Linked DNA regions of Homo sapiens: region 1 is linked to region 2. The links are chromatin contacts, found by Hi-C or POLR2A ChIA-PET in ENCODE. All regions are on one chromosome and are shown on one strand. Each heading gives the region's core, a stretch centred on a gene start or an enhancer-like site at or near the end of the contact. The rest is flanking DNA. Distances are from core to core; before and after follow the strand shown.

Region 1 (5,907 bases), core at 571-3,070, 230 kb before region 2:
TTAGAAGGCAGAGGGTGCTAAAGGCAGTTGGAAATATTAGAGGTTGTCCTTTGCTTACCAGCTTCTTCCAGGACCCATGTGTCTCCCAGCCCCCTTCCCAGACCTAGTTCTACCCTCAGTACAAGACATCTCAGCCTCTGAGAGACTCTAAGGTAGGAAAGATATGGACATAAATGAAGAAGGGAAGGAGAAAGGAGTGAGAACATTGAGAGGAGTTTTCTCAGTGGCTTGTGATTTTCCCTAAAGAAGGAAACAAGGGCATGGCATGAGTGAGGGAAGGTGGGCGGGGGAGCCTAGAATGAGATGGGAGAGAGCTGACTCAACGGGAAAAAGCAATGCCAGAAGACTGTGAGGGCCATTGACCAAGGAAGCCAAGAATGCGACTTCATTATTTCACACTAACTGTGCCTTTCTTAGAAAAAATAGCTTGGACTCTTGAAACATCAGGCTGTGGTCTCTAGGTTCCTTTGAGGATGGATGGTGGTATGACTTGGCTATGTCTCTATCCAAATCTCATCTTGAATGGTAGCTCCTATAATTCCCACATGTTGTGGGAGGAACCCGGTGGGAGATCCTTGAATCATGGGGCAGTTTCCTCCATACTGTTCTTAGTGAATAAGTCTCACAAGATCTGATGATTTTATAAGGGGAAATCCCTTTTGCTTGGTTTTTCTCATTCTCTCTTGCCACTGCCATGTAAGAACTTGCCACTGCCATGTAAGTTCTCTTGCCACTGCCATGGAAGTTCTTGCCACTGCCATATAAGAACAGTTTTTCTCCTTCTGCTATGATTGTGAGGCCTCCCCAGCCATGTGGAGCCTCTTTTTCTTTATAATTTACCCAGCCTCAGGTATGTCTTTATCAGCAGCATGAAAACAGACTAATACAGATGGTGAGTTCATTCAGCTCTGTGTGGATTCATTCAACCACCACGTAAACCTGTATTGAACACATACTATGTGCCAGGAAGTCCACTGGGCTCTGAGGACACAATGGTAGTAGAAATAAAAAATGCTTCTGCTTTCATGGAACTTACAGTATGATGTGGGAGATGATCAAAAAGCAAAAGACAACCATTTTCATAAATAAGAAGACAGGGTATAAGGAGGGAGAATAATGGGGAACACCTTCTGAACTCCGGGGGTGGTTCAGAGATGGCCTTACAGAAAGCGGGAAAAGAGCATCCAGGCTGAGGGAATAGCATGTGTGGAGGGGGCCAGAGGAGAAAGGAGCTAATCAGGGCAGGAGCCTAAAGTACAGGGAGCAAGGGGCAGTGAGGCCAGAGGGATTGATAGAATGGTAGGCAGGTCAAGTGGGGCCTGTCAGGGTTTGGATTTTAATTTTAATTTAATTTAATTTCAACTGGGACATCCATCTTTGTACCTGATGAGGCTCTCTTCCCAGCAATGTCCAAGTTGAACATTCTAAAAGTTTTAGGTTAAGGTAGTATCTTTGCATCACCTACACTGTCCCCAAGCTCTCAGGACGAGACAGCATATTTGGGAAATGCCTGGGGAGTAGGGTCACACTAAACACAAACATTTTTGTCTTAAGAGGGCTCACCACCTTGGACCACATCCCTCCAAACCACTGGGAAGCTTTGTAAACATACAGATGGATGCCTGGGCTCCACCTCAGGCCCTCTGCATCAGAATCTTGGCGGGGTGGGTGTGGGTAAATTCAAGCCCTAGATGTGCCTTTAATGCCTTACAAAGTTCCAACTTGCCTCTTCAGGCTCATAAAATCTCCATCATACCAAACATGGAGCCCAAAGAGAATGGCTTTCCCTTTGTTGATAATGACTCAACCAAAGCATTCCTCCCCTGCTTCGTTTACCTGCCGTGGGCCTCTTAGCAAAGCACACCTGTCCATCTGTCAATATTTACTCTGTCTGCTGCCCTCAACAAAAGAAGGGAAAATTGTTTTCACTGTCAAGCTAGTGTTTATACAAAGGATTTGTAGACTTTCTCAGAGCTATGAAAAATCCATCACCCTCAGTTAACCTGTGCCCTTAATGAGGTGGTAGCTTTTCTCCCACCATCCCATCCATCAGGGATGACAGTATGTAGCTTGTCAACCAGTAAGCATTCAGGTTGAAAATGATTTCACCCAGAAACCTGGGGAGACAGATGCGTGAAGTGTAACCCAATCTCACAGGGTGAAGCCTGCCCTGCTGATTACAGAGGACAGCCTCAGTGGGGCTTCATCTAGGACCCAATGAGAGGAGATCCACAAATGCCAAGACACTTATAAGAAGCCAATATTCTTTGGCACTCAGAAAGCTTATCAGCCCATTACATCTGCTCCAATCAATACTTCACCCAGTGTAACTTCCAAGGGAGGGCTCTACTGCTGTTGAGTCAAAAGAAATTGAGATTCATGTTGCTGGAACCAAGCAATGCTCAGAGACATGCACTCCTGAGAGGTGGCTGGGCTCACTCCCAAGGAGAACAATATTCACCAATGAAACAACTGCCTGGCTCCAACGGGCTTTTGACATCCAAGCCACCTGGGACAGACACACTGAAAAGCCATTTGCAGGATACAGGAGGAAAAACAGATCCGATCACTGCCTTTGTCATTCAGAAGAGCCCTTGAGGTTTATGGACCAATCCAAGGGGCAAAAAACAAACCATATCTGTGAAAGAGCTTCAGGGCCCACATACACTCTGCTGGAAGTGCAGCCCAGACCTGCTGCCCCAGTTCCTACTGTGTGCCCACTGCTAAGCTGGGCACTAAGAAGTAAACCAAATGATCTGTGTGATTCACAGAGCATCTGAAGCAGCCTCCAGAGGGGCTCAAACTCATCTCAAAATGCATGGAAGAATCTGGGGGATCCTGGCTCTCCATGGGGGGCAAAATAAATAATATTAACAGATATGTCATTTACTATGTACCTTACTGTATGCCAGGAAAAGATTGATAAATTTTAACTCATTGAATTAAAACTCAATCCAACTCTCTGGGATAAGTCCTGTTATCTTTAGAAAGGGGACAAAACTAGGACCCACCCAAGCAGAGTGTTCTGAGATGGAATCTCAATAAAATAGTATCTAGAATGTGCTTAGAATAGTCCTAGCATGTTTAGGCCCTCAGGAAGTGTTAGACACTTTTTATTATGATGATTATTACGGCTACTACTACTTTTATTAGTCTCATTTTACAGCTGAGAAAACTGAGGCTTGGAGAGGTTATGGGATTAGCTGAAGGTCACATTGGCAATGAGCAAAAGCCAGCATCAAAAGCTAGGTCTTCCAGCTCTGGAGAGTGACGTCTTCTCTGTCAGGCTGTAAAAGACCTGCTCTGCTCGAACTGTGGGTGGGGTGTGAGGACCTCACTTCCTTCAGAAAGAATCTGGGGCCAGCACAGGATCTATTCCTGGGTACCTCGGTCGTGGTGTACTGCCGCCCTCGTACTGTTCGCATCCACCTCCCACACGGACTGGGCCGCACTTGGTAAGCTGCCCCAGCTCTCCTGCTCCCTGGAAACAGGCAGCCCTGCTCTGGGCACTGGTGCATCCCAGGACCTGTTCTCCAGGCCACTCCCGGGGTGGCTGCAGTGTAAGACCCCACACCTCCTCCCCTGGAGGCCCTTTGCCAGGGATGCAGGGGAAACAGGACTCCTCACCTCTGAACCTTGGTTCTCTCCCTTCCTAAGCCTCTTGAGCTGGCTGGGCCCCCCAGAGAGGAACAAGTTCCTTTGTGAGGGGAACTGACTCAGGTCTCTTATCACCAACTCCCCAGAGAGTATGAGGCTGGTATATTGTTTTTCTTCTTGCTGCCACAACAAATTCCCATGTACTTTGTGGCTTAGAAGGACAAAAATTACTGTTAACATTTCTGGATGCCAGGAGTCAAAAATGAATCATACAGGGCTAAAGTCAAGGTGTTGGCAGAGCTGGTTCCTTCTGGATGCTCCAGGGGAGAATCCGTTCCTTGCCTCTTTTAGCTTCTAGAGGCCGCCTGCATTCTGTGGCTCGTGGCCACATCACACCAATCTCTGCTTCCTGTCCCACCTCCTCTGACTCTGATCCTCTCACCTTCCTCTTCTAGGGACCTTGTGATTGCAATAGACCCACATAGATAATACAGAACGATCTCCACATCTCAGGATTACTAGCTTTATCACATTTGCAAAGCCTCTTTTACCATGTAAGGGAACATGTTTGCAGGTTTTGAGGATTATAATGTGGACATCTTTGAGGGCCATGATTCAGACTAGCACAACTGGATTTCTTCAACAAGCTTTGACTGCACTCCAGCCAGACCCAGGCACTGTGCTGGGCACTAGGCGCTCTGTTCAAGGCCTCCAAAACAGCTAGATGTGTTGATGTGAGTGCCCGCATGTTCATAGCTTCTTGGAGGTACAGATTACTTCTTGTTTGACTCCCTCCTTTGTGCCAAGCACATCCTAATAGCTAATACTTATTATATGCCAGGCTTCATCTAGAACACCATAAATCTATTATAAGCATTGATGCTCCCAAGAACACTACGAGTAGGTACTATTATCCCTCCACAGATGGGGAAATCAGGGATCTGGGGCATCTTAACTTTCCTAAGTCCTGCAGCTAGTGAGGAAGGGCCATGATTGAAGCCTGGTCAGTCTTACCCCTGAGTCTCTGCCTATAACCACTGTTCCACCTGGCATCTCAAATAGCAGCTCTCAAAAAGCACCTATGGAAAGGAGGAAACGGAAGACATAGGAAGCTAGAACTACACGTGCAGGGTCTGAGCTCTTGAGTGTCATAAATGAGTGGCCTTTTCATGAAAGGGAGGCTAGAAAGAGAACCTAGAAAGGAGGGGGTCCCAGAGCTTCTAGGTAGGCTCTGCCAGGTACACACCCCATGGGCTTAGAGGAGGGCTGGAATCTCAGGAGGCTCCACATGAAGTCATACATATTTGATTAAAGGTGGCCCCCAACTCCTGGGTGCAACCTGGGGAAAGGAGCATATCTGCTTTTCCTGACCGTCTTCTATTTCAGGACTAGCACAGTCCCCACTCACAGTAGAGGTTTGATTAATAAATTTTGATTCTATGAAATGACTTAGAAGTGCACTGAATACACATTCTGACCCAATCCTGAATAGGCAAATGTTAAAAGACAAGAATCAACCAAAGCCAAGGTCAGAGCAGACCATGAGCATCACAGAGGAAATCTGGGATGATCCTAGTCTGTTTCCCCAGAAAGTAGGGCCTGAATCAGAGGATTGATAAGAATTACATCACTCCATAGGGACCATCCCTGGGTACAGGGGTGAAGACAAGGGCAAAGAGGTAAGGAAGGAGGGGGCATTAGCTTTCCATTGCTGTGTAACAAATTACCCCCAAACTCAGTGGCTTAAAACAGCAAGCATTTAACCAAACCCAGTGGCTTAAAAAAACAAGTTTTGAGGGGCAGGAACCCGGGCGGCTGGGTTGGGGGTCTATGCTTCAGAATCTCTCATGAAGAGTCAGGCTATGGGCTGAAGCTCCCACATTTCCAAGCCCCTAATGGGACTGCTGTCAGGAAGCTTCTGTCCCCTGCTTGCATGGGCCTCACATGACATAGCAGCTGGCCTCTGCCAGAGCAAGTGATGGGAAAGAGGAATTCGAGAGAGTGTGTATTAGTGTGCTTGGGCTGCCATAACAAAGTACTACAGACTGTGTGGTTTAAACAACAGAAGTTTGTTTTCTCACCATTCTGGAGGCTACAAGTCCGAGAATAAGGTGGCGGCCAAGCCACTTTCTCCTGAGACCTCTCCCCTTGGCTTGCAGACAGCTGCCTTCTCACCACGTCCTCACATGGCCTTTCCTCTGTGCATGGGTATCCCTGCTGTCTCTCTGGGTGTCCAGATATCCTCTTCTGACAAATACAACAGTCTCATTGGAGTAGAGCCCTTCCTTGTGGCCTCATTTTAACTTAATC
Region 2 (6,386 bases), core at 2,555-5,054:
GGGGTTGTCCTGTTTCACTCACTGGTGTATCCTCAGCACCCAGAACAGTATTTGGCACAGAGTAACATAGTAGGAGCTCAGCTAATATTTATTAAATGAGTAAACTCAAACTACATAAAGGCATTTCTGAACATTAATAATAAATAACAATATAGCACTTACTGTGCACCAAGTTTGTGTGTAAGGTTTTAAGTACCTCACATGTACTGACTCATTTAAACCCTATGACAAATAATCAGGGAAATATCTGTAATTTTACCATTTGAAAGATGAAGGCACTGAGGCCTAGGGAGGTTAAGAAACTGGCACGGCCTGCAATCAGGCAGTTTGGCGTCAAAGATCAAGTGCAGAACTACCAGATGAGATGGCCTCCCAAAGAGCTGGCTGGAATCAGCAGGGCTCCAGTCCCCAGCATGGATGGGGAACTAATGCCGCAGGTTGCAGGGCCGCTGCTACTATGATCTCAAGCCGGTTCCCGGCCACCAGGTCCAGCCCCTTCTCACTCAACCTCCACACCACCAAGGAAACAGTCTTCCCAAATGCTTGTAAATGCTTCTTTCTACCCAATGCTGATGCTCTCTAGCCGTTATGTTCAAAGTCAGGGTTCCAGGCAGATGGCCAGGGACCCATGCAAGGAGGCAGGGAGAAGGGAGGCCACAAATGACAGGCTGTCCAAAGCCACTCCATTGCCACCTGTTTCATACTTTGGACTTTCACATAAGATGTCCTTTGAGCAAGGATAAAATAAGCAATATTTGTTTTGAAATCCATCATCACTCTTAAGGGATATAGTACAAAAACCTTTGTAGGCTACCCAAGACCCTCCCTGAAGGTCCCCTGCCTACCTCCCTCCATCTCATCCACTTTTCTAACATTTCCATCAGGCCCCCTATGCCCAGCACCCTAATTCATTAGCCAAGACTGTGCTCATATGTGGTTTCCACAGCGCCCCTCCCACTGCACTAGTCAATACTTGCCTCATAGCACGTGCAAACTGTGCAGGTTTATTTCTTGGTTTACATACCCAGGTCCTCTGCCTAGACGGACAGAGCTAAAAACTATAGTGTTGGAATGAGATACTCCTAGGGCTGTGTGATTCTAGGGATGTTGCTTGCCCTCTCTGGGCCTCAGTTTAGTCAACTACAAAACGTGAATAATATTAGCAAGTACTTAGAACTGCTGGGAGGACTTATTGATACCAGTTTGTTCAATGTTTACAAGGCCTTCCCCTTACAGCATACACTCAATTATGTTAGCTATTATTGTTGCTATCAATATTAATTCATCCCCAGAGCCTAGCACCAAGGCAGACACACATTCAATGAAGAACTGAGTTGACCTGGAACCTACCCTAGGCCTGGGTCCCCTGTCCTCCCATACCTTGTTGCTGGCTGCTAGAAGCTCAGACCCCTCCAGTTCCTTTTTGGCTCCTTCAAGTCCAGCCAAACCTCCCTGATAAAATGAAGGGGGAAGGAGGAGGGTAGGGAGGAGGAGGAGGAGAGAACATCCAGATAAAATTGGCTGCTCCAGCGTCTGCTGGCCTCGGTGTACCCTGCAGCTTTGGCTCCTGCCAGGGATTTCAGCCTGTTGTGCACTTTTCATTAACAATAAACCTTGGAAACTGGAAACACCCCGACTGCCTCGGGATGCATGGCCCAGGCCCCAAAAATGAAAGAGTGATAGGCCCTGGAGAGGGCAGCGGGTTTTCTAATTTTAAAAAGGAGGGATGTAGGAAGAAGGAAAGTACTTTGACAGGTAAATAAACAAGAAGACTCACACCCCAAAGAGTCTGGCACGTCTTTAAGGGAGCCAAAGCCTCTGGCCCTTCAGCGACTGTCGGGAGGTGTGAGCCACTTGCCTCACACAGACAGAAGGGCTGTTTCAGTGGCTGGATTCTTCCCTCTCCAACTGGCTGATTTGGTATCAAGGAGACACAAACACAATTCGGTTCAATACAGTCCAATACACCAAATATTTTACTAAGCAGCTTCCATCAATCAGTCCTACTGATCCTGTCTCTACAATATATCCCGAGTCTGGCCAGGTACGGTGGCTCACGCCTGTAATCCCAGCCCTTTGGGAGGCTGAAGCAGGTGGATCACTTGAGGCCAGAAGTCACCAGACTGGCCAACATGGTGAAACCCCATCTCCACCAAAAATATAAAAAATTAGCCGGGTGTGGTGGCAGGTGCCTGTAACCCCAGTTACTGGGGAGGCTGAGGCAGGACAATAGCTTGAACCCAGGAGGTGGAGGTTGCAGTGAGCCGAGATCACACCACTGCACCCCAGCCTGGGCAACTGAGTGAGACTTCATCTCAAAAATAAAATAAAATATATCGCAGATCTGTCCACCTGTCTCACCTCCAAGGACATCCCTTACCCCCATCCTTTCTGGTTGCCAGACCTCACACTTGCCTCCCTGCTGACTGCATTTGGAGGGGTCAAGAAATAGTTCCAAATGCATATTCCATGGAGTACTCATTCTGCAAGCTATCTTGAAGAAGAAAAAATTCCACAGTCAAACCCAAGCCAAACATTAATACTTGATGGTCCTCAGAGAGCCTGGTTTCCTTAACTCAGAGTTCTGCCAGTTGATTGGGCCATTTCAATCCTCCTATTGGCATCCAGAAGAACTCATATGGAGCCAGTTTGGGAAACACTGGATGAATGAGATGATACCCGAGGGATAAAACTGGCCCCTCATTCTCTCAGGCAGGGCCAGTGAGCAATCTGGTCAGAGAACTGTCCGAGCAGCCAGGCCTGGCTCTGGGACACCATCCCCCAGTCCCCCATAGGAAGAAGCCCAAGTCTCACGGTCAAGGCCCTGTCACCTTAAATTAATTGAGAGCAAAGAAGATTTCTAGATTTCAAGCCTCAGTGTTTCATCAAGGAGGCCAGAGCTGTTACAGATGAAGCTTCTTGAAGCCTTTCTTAATAACAGCAAAATTTGCTGTAGGCTTACCATGTGCAGGCACCATGCTAATAATCATTCTGCATGAATTACATCATAAGGATTCGGTACTATGAGGATCCCCATTTTACAGATGAGAACACCTGGGGCGACAAGGTGAATAATAATTCCCATAACTACAAAGAGTACGAGGCATAGCCAGCACTGGGCCCAGCAGTCTGACTGCTACCCCCAAGCTCTCAGCCATTCCATTACTACTCATATATATCAACCCCTCTGACCCTCCGCCTCCTCATCAGTCCAATGAGACTAGTAATTTCCTCACAGGTCTATCGCCCTCAGCACGGTGCCCCGGCCAGTGCTCAACGAATGGAAGCTGTGCTCATAATTACTTCATCAGCCACTTAGGCAGCTCTAGCAAAACAAAACCCTAAGACTTTCCTCTCCCTGCTGGCATCGCTCTTTAAAACATGTTGTGGCTGCCACAGAATCACAGGATTTTCGAGCAGGAAAGGACCTTAGAGATTGGGTGTTATTTTTCCAGAATAGTCCAGGATTTATAATGTATAAGAGCAAGGCCTTGGGAATTAATACTGAAGAATGAGCAGCTTCCACACCCTTGGCCCAACGCTCCTTTGCCCGTGCTTAAGGTCACTATCTACAAGGTGACAGGGATACTCTTGGCCATTCTTCTAGCAAAAAAAGGCTGCTTCCCTTGGGCACTTTTACAACTGGTTATTTATAAGCCCAGAAATCTTGTCTGTGTTTATGTTATTAGTCACTAAGCAAAAGCTTATTTTCCACCAGTTGGGAAGGGTTTCCTTTCTGAAAAATGAAAGCCTGTGTCTCTTGGCCAGACAGTTTTACCCAGAGGCCCGGTGGCTCCAGAATGGTAAGGAAAACTATGGCCCTTGACATGCCAGGCCTACCAGGAAAATTAAATCCCTGAATAGAAACTTAGCTCAGCCTGAGTCAGCCCACAGCACTGGGGCCATGGCCAGGTGGTGTACAGCCTGGTTTTTAGCACAGCAGAAAGCACCTACTATGCAGATGGCACTGGGGATACCGAAAGAAGACTTTTCCCAGTTTGGAGGGGAAGGAAAGGCAGGCCAGGTAGAAGGGTCAGCATGAGGAAGGGAACAGAGCAGAAACAGAACCGCCAGCAGCTGGCAGGGCCAGGGACTAGGAGGAGAGAAAGAAGACGGCGATGAATAAAACACAAGACCTTGAAAGCCCACAAGGAGCTGCAGGTGAGTCACACAGGCAACCAAACATCGCCGAGAACAATCCAAGAGACAGGAGCAAGGCACAGGACAGCATCCAGGATCCTGGACCTGTGAAATTGTCTGGGGCTCAATTTTTTCCAGGAGACTTCCCAGACAGGGATCTCTCCTTCCCTAGAAAGCTTGTAATAAGAATAGTTAATATTTATTGAACAGTTACTACATGTCATGGATTAAAACATTTATTCCTCACAATAATCTTATGAGATAGGGATCCATATTATCCCTACTTTATAAATAGGGAACCAAGCCGGGGATGGTGGCTCACACCTGAAATCTCAGCACTTTGGAAGGCCGAGATGGGAGGATTGCTTGAGGCTGGGAGTTTGAGACCAACCTGGTCAACATAGCGAGACCTCATCTCTAAAACAAAAAATAAAATAAATAAATAAATAGGGCACCAGCACTCACATCAAGAAACAATATTGCCAGCCCCCTGCAAGCACCCCTGCCATGCCCTCTTTCTGTCATTAATCATCTCCCCAAAGATACAGATACACCAATACCATGAATATGAGGAATATGAACCAAAATCGTAGATGAGTTTTGAAGTTCTAAAAACTGGAGTCATAGCCGGGCGTGGTGGCTCATGCCTGTAATCCCAGCACTTTGGGAGGCCGAGGCGGGTGGATCATGAGGTCAGGAGACCGAGACCAGCCTGGTCAACATGGTGAAACCCCGTCTCTACTAAATATACAAAAAATTAGCTGGGCGTGGTAGTGGGCACCTGTAATCCCAGCTACTCAGGAGGTTGAGGGACAAGAATCGCTTGAACCCAGGAGAAGGAGGTTGCAGTGAGCCAGCCTGGTGACAGAGCGAGACTCTGTCTCAAAAAAAAAAAATGGAATCACGTAGTATACCTTCTTTTGTCATTAATTCAACATGTTTGTGAGAATAATCTACGTTGCTCAATGTCGTCAAAGATTGTTCATTCTCATTGCTCTAGAGTACTCCATTATGTGAATGTATCGTGTGGTTTATTTATCCATTCTACTGTTGATAGACATTTGGGCTGTTTCCAGTTGAGGGTTGTTATGAATAGTATTACTGTGGATATCCTTGTGCATGTCTTTTGATGCACATCTGTACGCATTTTTGTTGGGTAGATACCCAGCAAGATTGGATGGCAGATTTGTGCAACTCAAAAGCGCATGTTCTCGCCATGACTCTCCACCCCCTTCCTCCATCATACAGTTCTGCTTTTTGCATTACATCCAGTAAAGGTTCTCCTTCATTAAATGGAGCCAAACTTACTGATTTTTCTGAAATGGCTTTATTATCAGCCGATTTGAGGCATTTATCTGGGCATTTTGGTACATGTTAAAGGGAATACAAAAGAGGAGAAGGCACAGTCATTAACCCCAAGGAGTTGCTTTCGAGTTGGAAATGACCAGTACTTAAAAAATAATTCAAGAGCTAACCTGTACAGTACAGACTTTAAGTACCTGGACAATCAGAAAGATCAGTGAGGTCAGCCAGAAGGGGCCTGAAAAGATTTCTAGAAAAAGCAGGCATGGAACTGAACCACCCAAAATGACCTGGGTTTTGCTTTTGAGATAGTTTCACCATTGTTTCAACATATCCTAAAATACCCGAACTCTCCTTTTTCTTTGACTATTCCACTGGCAGGCCTTCCTTCTTCCCAGACACCAACTTAAATTATTTTTCTTGTTTGCTGTTTATTTTCCATTTCAAAGGATAGTAGGGATTGGTTGCTATAGCAACAGCTACTTCTCCACATTAATCCTGAATTTCATCAGATGTTCGGTTTGACAGTCCCGTTCTGCCCTCTGATCATCTGGTTTTCACAACCAGGCTAATGACCCAGCTCCCAGAGACTGCCTCCTGCAGCTCTCGAGGTTAACAACACAACTTGTAGAACTTGAGAAAATGTGTATTATAAAAACAGTGCTCTGGTCTGAGGGAAACGCTGATGAGTGAGGAGATCCTGGGATTTTAAGCATCCACTGGCCACGTGACAGCCGAATATACTGGACTGTTTTGGAAGAAAGAAGCCTGGAAAGCAGAGAGGATGAGGATGAATTTACAGGATGCCCCAGGAAGGGTCAGTTTTTAAAAAGGGACAATTTCTTTCTGTAACCTCCAGGGAGGAAGAGTCTTTTGTTGAGTTTTTTGGTTTGTTTGTTTGTTGAGACAGGGTCTTGCTCTGTCACACAGGTGGGAGTGCAGTG

Evidence for each region. A loop is a pair of places that touch in the nucleus more often than their neighbours do. ChIA-PET counts read pairs that join two places held with the same protein, here RNA polymerase II (POLR2A). Pooled maps may share reads with other maps.
Region 1: a loop to region 2 is called in a map of ascending aorta, with 2.2 times the contacts of the local background. The contact joins two enhancer-like sites. A Hi-C loop is called at or near these places in 2 of 168 maps with a recorded cell type or tissue (aorta and ascending aorta) and 3 of 50 pooled maps. POLR2A ChIA-PET finds 5 or more read pairs at or near these places in 3 of 52 experiments (MCF 10A, WTC11 and endothelial cell of umbilical vein).

What each region holds. Positions count from the first base shown.
Region 1 is chr12:105,858,876-105,864,782 of GRCh38, forward strand. No RefSeq gene overlaps it. Among named protein-coding and RNA genes, the nearest start is that of CASC18, 160 kb to the left of the region's middle. RefSeq lists an enhancer at 2,280-2,781. Within about 2 kb of position 1,821, at least 3 of the 41 ENCODE cell types and tissues checked have a DNase peak (open chromatin) inside an H3K27ac peak, as active enhancers do; they include ascending aorta, where a contact is called at or near this core.
Region 2 is chr12:106,087,472-106,093,857 of GRCh38, forward strand. The region is part of intron 2 of NUAK1 (NUAK family kinase 1); the gene reads right to left. Among named protein-coding and RNA genes, the nearest start is that of NUAK1, 48 kb to the right of the region's middle. Within about 2 kb of position 3,805, at least 12 of the 41 ENCODE cell types and tissues checked have a DNase peak (open chromatin) inside an H3K27ac peak, as active enhancers do; they include ascending aorta, where a contact is called at or near this core.